Linked DNA regions of Homo sapiens: region 2 is linked to region 1. Evidence: read pairs that join two places in POLR2A ChIA-PET (ENCODE). Cell type or tissue: A673. All regions are shown on one strand. Each heading gives the region's core, and the rest is flanking DNA. Links, peaks and the distances in the headings are about the cores only. Region 1 overlaps GPC6 (glypican 6). Region 2 overlaps GPC6 (glypican 6).

The links. ChIA-PET counts read pairs that join two places held together with the same protein. Peaks named below come from ENCODE experiments on the same cell type or tissue, not always from the same donor. Only the 100,000 strongest peaks of a DNase experiment are listed, where the experiment ranks them.
Region 2: POLR2A ChIA-PET joins it to region 1 with 15 read pairs; 1 of 35 experiments calls an interaction of 5 or more read pairs at or near these places.

What each region holds. Positions count from the first base shown.
Region 1 is chr13:93,365,309-93,370,703 of GRCh38, reverse strand. The region is part of intron 1 of GPC6 (glypican 6); the gene reads right to left. Among named protein-coding and RNA genes, the nearest start is that of GPC6, 140 kb to the right of the region's middle. In A673, for the core only: no CTCF peak of the experiment used is centred there; DNase peaks (open chromatin) are centred at 1,753, 2,203 and 2,313; H3K27ac peaks cover 3,270 bases.
Region 2 is chr13:93,978,654-93,984,048 of GRCh38, reverse strand. The region is part of intron 3 of GPC6 (glypican 6); the gene reads right to left. Among named protein-coding and RNA genes, the nearest start is that of GPC6-AS2, 120 kb to the right of the region's middle. In A673, for the core only: no CTCF peak of the experiment used is centred there; no DNase peak of the experiment used is centred there; H3K4me3 peaks cover 266 bases; H3K27ac peaks cover 546 bases.

The DNA.
Region 1 (5,395 bases), core at 220-5,219:
AATTTGCCTGCTGTATGTGGCAGGCTACATGGATGCTCACCCAATCTTCCCACCAGCCTCTTCCTCCATAACAGGTGCCCAAATTCCAAACTTAACAAAACCTGGATTCTTGAAGAAGTCATGGAACCCCTGAATTAACTGACCCTGGGACTTTGCTATATCTAGATTTCTGATTATTTAACAATAAACATCCTTATTGAGTTGGATCTTCTGTACTTGAAACTGAGAAATCCAGCATTATTTTTCCCTTGCGTAAAGAATAGAACAGTTTTAAATCAATGATTCTAACAAGTTAATATACATTCCAGTTATGAGACTGTTTTATAAATCTGCCTTATTCAAGGAAGAAAAGGGAAAATTTAAGTTGGGGTGTTTATGTTTGTCATATGTAAAGAATAGCGGCAGAAGGCTCTATTTCTTTATCAGGGGACCTCTGTTTGCATGAATTTTTAACATTTCCAGATAGTTCAAAAACCTTTACATTATCTAGAAACCCAAAGGGCATGCCAATTCTAGGATTTTAATTAAAATTTTAAAAGGAGTTTTCATTTCAGTATGATGACAACTGTCTGGAATAATGAATGCAGCATTGTACTCGGTCTCCTCCACAATTTAAAGGCATCTACCCATAAACTCTGGGCAGGAATGAAGAGCTGCCAGAGACAGACAGAATAACGTGTGTCATTTAAGTGAATTTGAAAAGTAGTTCCTTGCTGCTTTGGGGGGATGTCTATTGGCATTTTAAAAAATATAATAATGATACAACCTACATAATCACTTGTCAGTTAGCTTGAATACAGCAGGCCATGGAAAAAACTGATGATTTGAAATACACTGTCTTGATAGATATGAATTTAATAATGATAATTTTAAAGCTGGAAATATTATAAAAGTTGATTGAAGCTTTTGAACATTTCTTTTTATAGTTCTGGTATTTTCATTCCTCCTTATAGAGTACTGACAGTTTTCCCAAGTGACAAAAAAACGTTTAAACTGTTGCTTCAAATGTGGTTAAAACAATAGCAAATGTGAACAAACTCAGCATACTTTTGAGCTTCTAATTCTGCTCAAACTAGAATATCCAAACATGATTATCACCTACGAGTATTTCATTTATTAATAGCCTTACATGCTGTGACTACTAATAGTATTGTAATAAAAATAATAGACTATGCCAACAAAAACTCCATTTTTTCTTTGCTTTTGAAAAGCAATAAAACAATGTAAGTCACAACAGAAAAGTTTTAAAAGTATCCTATTATTGATACACGAACATTTAGGATTGCTGTTTTATTGATGTACTTATCCTTTGATATAGCCACTCCTGCTTCCTTTTGATTAATGTTTCCATCGTATATCTTTTCCCATCCTTTTATTTTTAACAAGTTTATTTATTGTAATTGCAGTGAATTTTTGCTGATAGTACAAAGTTGGATTATGCTTTTTAATCTATTCTCTCAATCTCTGGCTTTTCATCAATATATTAATATATAGACCATTTATATTTAATGTGATTATTGATAATGTTAGAGCATAATCTGTAGTGTCAATGGAGACTACACGAGGAGCCCATACTTCTACCCCCACCCACCAATAATGAGGCACCCCTCTCTCTTCTCACTAGGGAGGTATGAGACAATGTCTAGTAAAGAGTAGGCACTTCTATCACCACTCAGCAGTTACAGGGACATCTCTCCTTTTATGGTGCCAGTGAAGGCCATATGGGGAGCCAGAAACCTCAATCACCATATATTATGCAAACATTAATCAAAGGAGAGTGCAAAGAGTCAGCAATTATGAACCCACTGGGGAACTGGGAAACAGTCTGCAAACCTGTCCCATAAGAGTCTGAGGTACAGCAAATGCCTACAGATGACATTTGCTTAGCTTTTCTTAGACTGTCCATTAACAACCATAAGTAGAATAGCTTTGGCTGTTTTGGATGCTTTGCTAACTAAATAATTTTCTGATTCAGGTGTAGCTTGTTCCTGTATAACAATGAAAAGCCTTCAGAATTAAGAAGTATACTACCAGTAACCTGCTTGTTGGTTCAAAGGTGCAGCACCATGTCTGGAGAATAAGAATGATTTGAGGGAAACTAAGCTGGGTTTCTGCTCAACTCCAGGCTGAAGTTAGAGGTCTGAGGAAAGACCAAGGTGCATATAAATGAAATCCATGTCTTTGAGGACATGAGAAAGGAAATTTTCAAGTCCTTCCTTTTACAACCAAGCTTTTTAAGACAGCATACTATCATTTCAGTCTTCCTAATAAAGGTGCTGGAAGGATGGAAGGAAGGAAGGAAGGAAGGAAGGACGGAAGGAAGGAAGGAAGGAAGGAAGGAAGGAAGGAAGGAAGGAAGGAAGGAAAGCAGGGAGGGAGGGAAGGAGGGAAGGAGGGAAGGAGAGAGGGAGGGAGGGAGGGAAGGAGGGAGGGAGGAAAGGGAGGCAAAGGAGTAGGGAGGGACGGAGGGAGTTTTAATATTAGATAGAATAGACTCAGAGCAAAGACAATTATTGAACATAGAGAAGAACATTGCATAATGATAAAAGAACTAGCAATAAGACAAAGCAATCATAGAGGTGTTTGCAACAAAAAACAGAGCTACAAAAGTATTTGAAGCAAAAGGACAATAGAATGGGAAAATAAACAATTCAATAATTACAGTTTGAGATTTTAACAACCATCTTTTCACAAGTGATAGAACATCTAGACAGAAAATAAGCAAGGATATAGAATAAATCAATAACATTATCAACTAAAAGGATCGAAGTGACATTTATAGGATACCCAACAAAGCAGATTACACATTCTTTTCAAGAGCTCACAGAATATATGCCAATATGGATTATATTATGGGTCATAAAACAATCCTCAACAAATTTTTACAAATTAAATATATACAGAGTATATTCTCTAGCCACAATGGATTCAAACTAGAAATCAAGAATAGAAGGATAACAGAAAGAAATCTCCCAACACCTGGAAACTAAGCAACACACTATTAAATAATCTATGGGTCAAAGAGGCAGTTAGTTGCAAGAGATATCAAAAATTACATTAACCTGAATTAAACTCAAAATAGAACATATCAAAAATTTGTGGCACACAGTTAAAACACTGCCGAAAGGAAATGCATACACTGAAAAAAGGGAAAGTCTCAAATCAGTTATCTAAGCACCCACTTCAAAAACCTAGAAAAAGAAAAGTAAACCTAAATAAGACAAACAAAGGGCATAATAAAAAGCAGAAACCAACGAAATAGAAAACAGTAATGTAATAGAGAATTATCAATGAAACAAAAAGCTGAATCTTTGGAAACAGCAATAAAACAGACAAACCTCTAGCAAAGCTAACAATGATAAAAAGAGGTATGACAAAAATAATGCCAAAAATGAAACTAGGGATATTCCTTGCTTCTCTTTTTGATATTTCATCACTAGCATCAGAATAATTGTCCACACAATTGACACTATTATTTAACAAAGAGTGAATTTCTTTCTGATAGTATTTTGTAAGGTAAGCTCTTTCTTACAGTAGGTATTCTGAATGTGCACCTGTTTTTCACCTAACTTCTGGTACTGCCATATCAACTAAGCAAAGAAATGTTTTTTGGTGATGATAAAATTTTAAGGTTGAAAAGCATAAAGAGTAAATGAGCTTTGCATGTGTTGCGACTTGGTTTTGTAATCACCAGCACATTCCCAGCATTAAGAATAGTGTCCACTGTATCTCTAAGACAGTCAATATTTGCTGAATGAATAATTGAAGTAATTAATAATTGGAAGTGTACGAATTGTGTAAGTTATAAAAAACAGACTAGGAGTTTAGAATAAATGCTTGACTTACCTGATTTTATTACAAATAAATTCATAAATCAGAGCAAAAAACCATAGGAGAGACAGAAATTCTGGGAATGAAATCTGGCTTATGTATAAATATAGCATAAATTACTGCTCAAACTTTTGAATGTCCCTGTTGTATTTCAAGTCTACCCAAATAAATGGATTGCAAATCATTGGAAATCTGCTCAATTTGAATGAGTTTCTTTCCCCTAACACTCCCCAAAAAGTATTGCAAGACTTATCAAAAATAAACTGTAAACAAATTCATCTTAGTGAAAAGTGGATAGAAATTTACAATAAAAAGATTGGAGGAATGTGGGTGGCTCATTTTAGAAATTTAAATAATTTAATATCGTCATAACTTCTAGAAAGGAAATTGAGCTGCAATGAAGCATGCATGTCCTCTTCTACATTATCTGCAACACTGCATGTAGTCTGCACACATTTAATTAACTAATAAAACCCCTATCAGTAACATCAGGTTTGGAAATGTCATTGTTGATGACATGCTGCTCCATCAGAATTTGGTTGATTGTATTTTATTTTGTTAACATTAAACTACAAGGTATCTAAGGGCACTGTCTAGCACTTCTATTTGCTTTCAAATATTTCTCAATTTATGTAAAGTTTATTGGGGTTTTTCCATGTAAATTTACAGACTGCTATAAATACAATGCCCTACTAAAGAATGATTTAAAGAAAACCTGAGATATATAAAGAGAGCATAATTACAAGGGGATTCAGTAGACCACAAATTGTGTTCTGCTGCATACAAATCAGGTTGACACTCTGACCAGAGATATATAGTGTATCTCTCACCCCACTACTTGGATTGTTTTGATGCTTGTTACCAAACCTTAGTAAAAATATGTAAAATATGACTATGAAACTAAAATCCTAAAGCTGGAGAATAGAACATGAACAATATTTTCTGCTAATATTTTATTCAACATGGGAAATATTTATTATATTTGGAAACCTCTTTTTTCCCTGGAACTGAAGGAATCAGAGAAGAGCCAACACTCTACATATTCCACAAGGAGATAGTGTCAGCTTAGTGCAGGAAGAAAGTTTGGTAGGAGTCTACCATGTAAAGTGATAGATGGCAGTACCATACACAGTCATCTGGTCCTTCAGAGATCACTTTCCCACTGCCAGAATCACAATAATTGTTCCCCTAAAATAATTATGATAAATTTGCCCTAAAATTTGGGGTCTAATCTTCATTAAAACACATATGCACATATGGTGAGGGTATTTACATTAACAAATGTGACACTACTCTGGACCTGAGTTTCATTGTTGGGAATCAAGTATTTTGCCACCTAACTCTAGTTTATTGATTTAGGAGCTGTCATATTTCAAGCAGGTTGGAAAAGAATGATTATTTTTAAAACCCCTACAAGGCAAAGTGATTGGTACTATGGAGCTGTTGTTAAGGCAAAATATCTGACTATGGTCATTGAAAAAGTAAGAAAGTGGGTTGGAAATGAGAGTTTGAGAATCTTATACAGGACCTACCAAATCAGGTTGATCAAACTTAGCATATGACT
Region 2 (5,395 bases), core at 73-5,072, 610 kb before region 1:
AATAAATAAATAAATAAATTCAATGTTCCTCAAAATTCCAAAAGAATGATGCAAATTACCATTTTTTTCTTTTCAATTTTTTTCTTTAATTGTTGTCTTATGGAAAAACAAGCATGTGATTTCAGGAAAAAATTTTATTTGTTAGTTCCTCAAACTTGTTCTAGTTCATATGAGGCAAGAATCAGCTACTCTCTGGATTTCTAATCAGTCCAGAACTCTTTGGGACTATCTTCCTTGTTAGTGATGTTTGCTTTTTTTTTTTTTAACAAAAATATGAAAAACTTACAGTATCCACAAACATCCAGAGATGTTCAATATTGGAAGTTTGGAGTTTTGAATAGTTCTCTGTCTGTCTGTCTATCTCTCCTTTTTCTTGTTTAACAACTGTATATCGTTTTATAATTTTAAGGGTCTATGAATGCCTTTGCTACTAATTAAACTGCAAACTTAAAGTAGGAGTGGGGTTATGCCTGTAGTCTCAGCTACTCAAGAGGATGATGTGGGAGGATTGCTTGAGCCCAGGAGTTGGAGGCTGCAGTGAGCTGTGACAGCACCATTGCACTCCAGCTTGACCAACAGAGTAAGACCCCATCTCTAAAAAGTAATTAAAAAAAAAACACGATGAATTTAATAAACTCAGTGTTATGTTCTAAATGCATGATTTCTCCAACATACCAGAAAGCTGATAACTCAGTTATCAACCCTCAGCATCAACTACATTTTATATACGATCCAGTTTGGTGATCAGGAGAAAAACATTCATATTTACTGTAACCAATATTGCCCAAAGTTGATTTTTGCTCTTTGCACTGGGAATTTGCATTTACTATGATTAACATGTACATTCTCAAGGTTCAGGTCTTGCACAAGCTTTTCTTTTGTGTGAAAGTCTTTCTCTTCTCTTAATTTTCTGAACATCAGCTAATGCGTAATCATTGCTTATAAATATATATTTATTCCTTCATGAATTCTGGTCAAAGTTTGCAAAAGGCAGAAGATTTTATTTCCTTTTCAACGACAAAAACTCCAGCCTCAGCCCAGACTAGAATGTACATTTGCCAAATCCAGCCCATCAAAAGAGAGCACCTAGAGCTGACACAGATCTCTTTAGACTTCAGTAGGAATTGGATTTCCCAGATATAAGTATAAACATTCTGAATGGCCCATCTTATAATCTTTTGAGTATAGCTATGGGAAGTAGAGCTGCAGTCTGACCCTAGAAACAGAAAGGACTGTCTTTGTACAAACCCAACTCAATACCATTTGGCAGGAGAGGTGATGCTGACGGAAAAACTAGTGTTACAGATTCTGATTAACAGTTCATTTTATGACCCACCAGCTGAGAAAATCTGTTCCATCTCATTTAAGCCATTGTTATTTTTGGCTTTCCTGTCAGTAGTAGATTTTACCTAATCCTTAGTAAGTTGGTGGATATGGAAGAGAAGTAGTTAGGATAGAGAAATAAAAAATTCGAACAAGATTGATTCTTGACAGAGAGATACCTAAGTAGTGTAAGGATAGATGTGGGAATTAAATAATGTAGGGTCGGTATCTTTAAAACTGCCCTTTTCAATACAAGTATACAAACCACTTCAACTAGTAATCTTCTGTGACCTTTCCCTCGGTCTCTTCCAAACAGCAAATGGGCAAGTTTTCCTCACCTCTCTGCTTCCAGAGAGTCTTGTCCAGACATCTGGGACTAATCACATTGTATTAGGATTGCTTATGTCTTTTTGTCTTCTCTTTTCTGATTTGATCCATTTGAATGTAGAGACTGCATTTTTTGAATCACGTTGACTAACAATAAATATTTGTTTTATCATCCACAAAATGTATATTTCATATTTTCTCTGTTGGAAAGTCTTGTTCTGTTTAGCTTTTAGAAGACCATAGGCCCCATCAGCACAGGATGAAAGTTAAAAATGATCACAAATGATTCTGCTCTTGTTCAACGCCATAGAAAATTTCTTGTTCAGTGGTATTTACCCCAAGTGACCATTCCACAGAATTTTATTCTGGGAATTCTGCAAATAAAGAAGGGGTTCTGCAGTGCTATTATGATTTCAGGAAGAAATAGAAGAAAAAAAGACATCATTTATTAGATATTTCTTGATGAAATAAGAAATTGGGTCACATGGATGAATAAAATAAAGAGAAATAAAACATTGTTGAAGATAGTGATTGGAATTTTAGTGACTCCACCACCACTAAATGGTAGCTAAATCTCTAATGGAAATAGCTACCAAAGGAGATGACTGACAACTGAATTTATTAACAAACACATGACACTGTGAAATGATTTGGAGCATAATGGAAGAATGCATTATTTTTACATTAGCTTAAGTGCATATTTTATGAGAACTCCACAGAGATACAGGAAAGAAAAAAGCTTAGGTTGGTGAATGAGCATTTGAAAGCAATGTTAAACCAGGATATAGTAATGAGCAGCCAGATTTTTCTCATGTTTCAGCACCAGAAAATTATGCAAAGAGCGATAGGATTTCTTCCTAATAAATTCCATTTTCTGAGCCACTGATATGATTTGAATATAAAATTGAAAATTATATTTTCTTATTTGTTATTTCATACAAATTTTTATTTATCATAAATTAATAAAGCAGGCTCCCTCACATGGCCCCAAAGGGCAAACATTTGATTAACTCTTTCACTAAATAACATATTAAAACTTTCCATAGATTTAAAAATATGAGGTATTTTGTATTTGCATAAGAAATTATTTATGTACTTGAAATTTCTTAAGTTCTTGCGAAAAAACTTTTACAATGGGCTCATCAGATAAGAAATAGCAATTAACACAAACTCAGAAATAGCTACATGTTCTATAATAGAGCAGAAGTTTTGCTCTGAAATCAGTGATCAACGATAATAAGGAGTCCAAACTTAGGAGACAAGAGTCTTTTCAAAGGCATAAAAAAATTCAGATATCTCTTAGTTTTCTCTTTTTGAATAATAAGATAATTAAATATTATTCTGAATTTGAATCAAGCCAGAGGACAAAATATTTGAGGTAATAGAAAATAGCTTTTTAATGTCTTCAGTTGGCATACACTGTTGTTGGTCACATTCTCTAAAAACAGTGCTCTGAGATGGGGATTCTTGTGCAAGTGATTTATTGAGGGTGTGCTCTTAGGAGAAATCTGTAAGCAAGTGAGAGGAAGCAGAAAAAGGGAAGGGATGGGGCCAGCACAGATATGGTTTCAGCCTTATCCTATAAAGAGGAGCTCCAGAGCACCACACAGTAAATCCTGCCTCTGGGCAAAGGGGCCAGACATTTGTACCCCCATATCCAAACACACAAAAGACACAGGAGATCTGAAACTCCTGATCAGTCCATTCTTGGCAGCTGAATGCCCCCACCTCCTGGAGACAGGAGAAGGAAAAGAGGCATAACTTCTTATGCCAGATAGCTCCTGTGGCCCAAGGCAATCTTTCAGAGAAAGGTGTGGCTGGGAATCGAAAGCACCTGCTTATAAAGAGGATCTAGCTAGAGTGCCAATGCCATCCCTTACACATTCAATACTAAGCCCTGCCCTATTTCCAATGCAGAGAATACTGCTTGGCTGGATTCTTTCTGGGCTCCTTTTAGGAAGTCCTAAGCTGTTAACAGTTTATTACCATTTTTTGCCTACTATCTAGGAACACTTCAAAGACAGAAATCAAAATATGAAGCATCCTTTTATGGCTCAGCAAAACAAAGAAAACTAATCAATACCTTGTTCAAATCTAAAAGTTTAGTATAAGGGTGGTTTTCATTGATTCATTTTTCCATATGCACTGAGCCATGTGGATACCTTGTTTGCATTGATTTTCTTTTAAATTCATCATGTGACAACCCATTAAAAAGGGGAGAAAAGCCTCAGTTGGTACAGGCACAAGCTGACTGTATGGTGGATTTTATGGAAGTGTTGTAGTAATATTCTCAGATTTCCATTTGTTGTGGGAGGGAATCGTAAGATCTCTCTTGGTCCAAATCCATTTAGCATAGTGGAAAAAGAGGTTGCCTGAGAGCTAGAAGGAAAGTTCTTCAAGCTCTGATGTAAGTAGCTGAGTATGTCACATCTTCTTAGTACTTGTTTTTTTAATTTGCAAATTGAGAAGGCTGGAGTTTATAGTTTATAAGAGTGCTTGTATTTTTGAGTCGTATCTTTCTGAAAGGTCTGGTCTATACAACTTGGCTGATTTATGGTGAATAGGCTATAATTTTGGCCTCTGATTTCTAGTTCTCTATACATGGACTTTTTAAACTATCTGTAGCTGTCCTATACGAGGCAGCTATTAAAATTTTCTGATTTTCCAAGGACCAATATTTGGCCCTACTGCTATATGCCAGATGATACTGTGCAGGTTTAATAATATTCAAAGTGCCTTGTTTAATGCGTTGAGTTCACTGACTCCACATTTGAATGCTATGTCAATATCAAGCGGCTGTAAGTCTTCTAAATGCTTACTTTCAATTTCTGTACTTAATTTGTCATGGACTAGTAACAAACAATTCCTTGCATGGTCTGAATTATAGACCACTCTGGGTAGCATTGCTCTACCATTATTAATACAGTGCGCCAGGAATTAAAAAAAAGCATCAGGAAAGTGGAAAAATGACCCTAATCCTTTATTACACTAGCCCTTAGAACTCAAAGAGTAGTCTACTAATCAAAGTATAATAAAAAAAAAATTAAAAAAAACACACACACACAAAAAAACACACACAAACACACACACACACACACACACACACACACACACACAAAAGAAGTGTCTTTGTGCTGTCCAATATGGAGGCCACCAGCCAAATGTGGCTATTTATACTTAGACATATTAAAGTAATAAATTCAGTCACACCCCATGCTCAACAGCTACATGTGGCTGGTGAGTACCATATTGGAGAGTGTAGATACATAATATTTCCCTCATCTCAGAAAGTTCTATTGGATAGTGTTGTCCCAGAATTGTCATTCATTTATCTGCAATTTCAATGCTAGTATGTTTTGGGCACTTCCTATAACATTCTATATCTTTAGTAGTATTCTAGATTTATCTCGTGGTTCACAAAGGAAGTTTGTCCATCTTCTCATCAATATGGTGTCAGTATTAAACACCATTATTCATAGGGCACTGTATTGACTATAACCATTCAAAATAAAGAAATGAAATATTAGTTCATGTATTCAAAGTGCTTATGATCTGGTGAGGGAGTCAGTAATATGTAGAAATTAAACATACAAAGTGATTTCAGCTGCATTTTAAATAAATAAGTCTTACCTTTGTAGGAGAGATTATGAATTATTTGAGGTTATAGGAAAAACCTCAGTTGAGAGAAGGAAGTGGACCTTGTAGACTAGAATCATGAAAAAAACCTCACATTGAAGGATGAGAC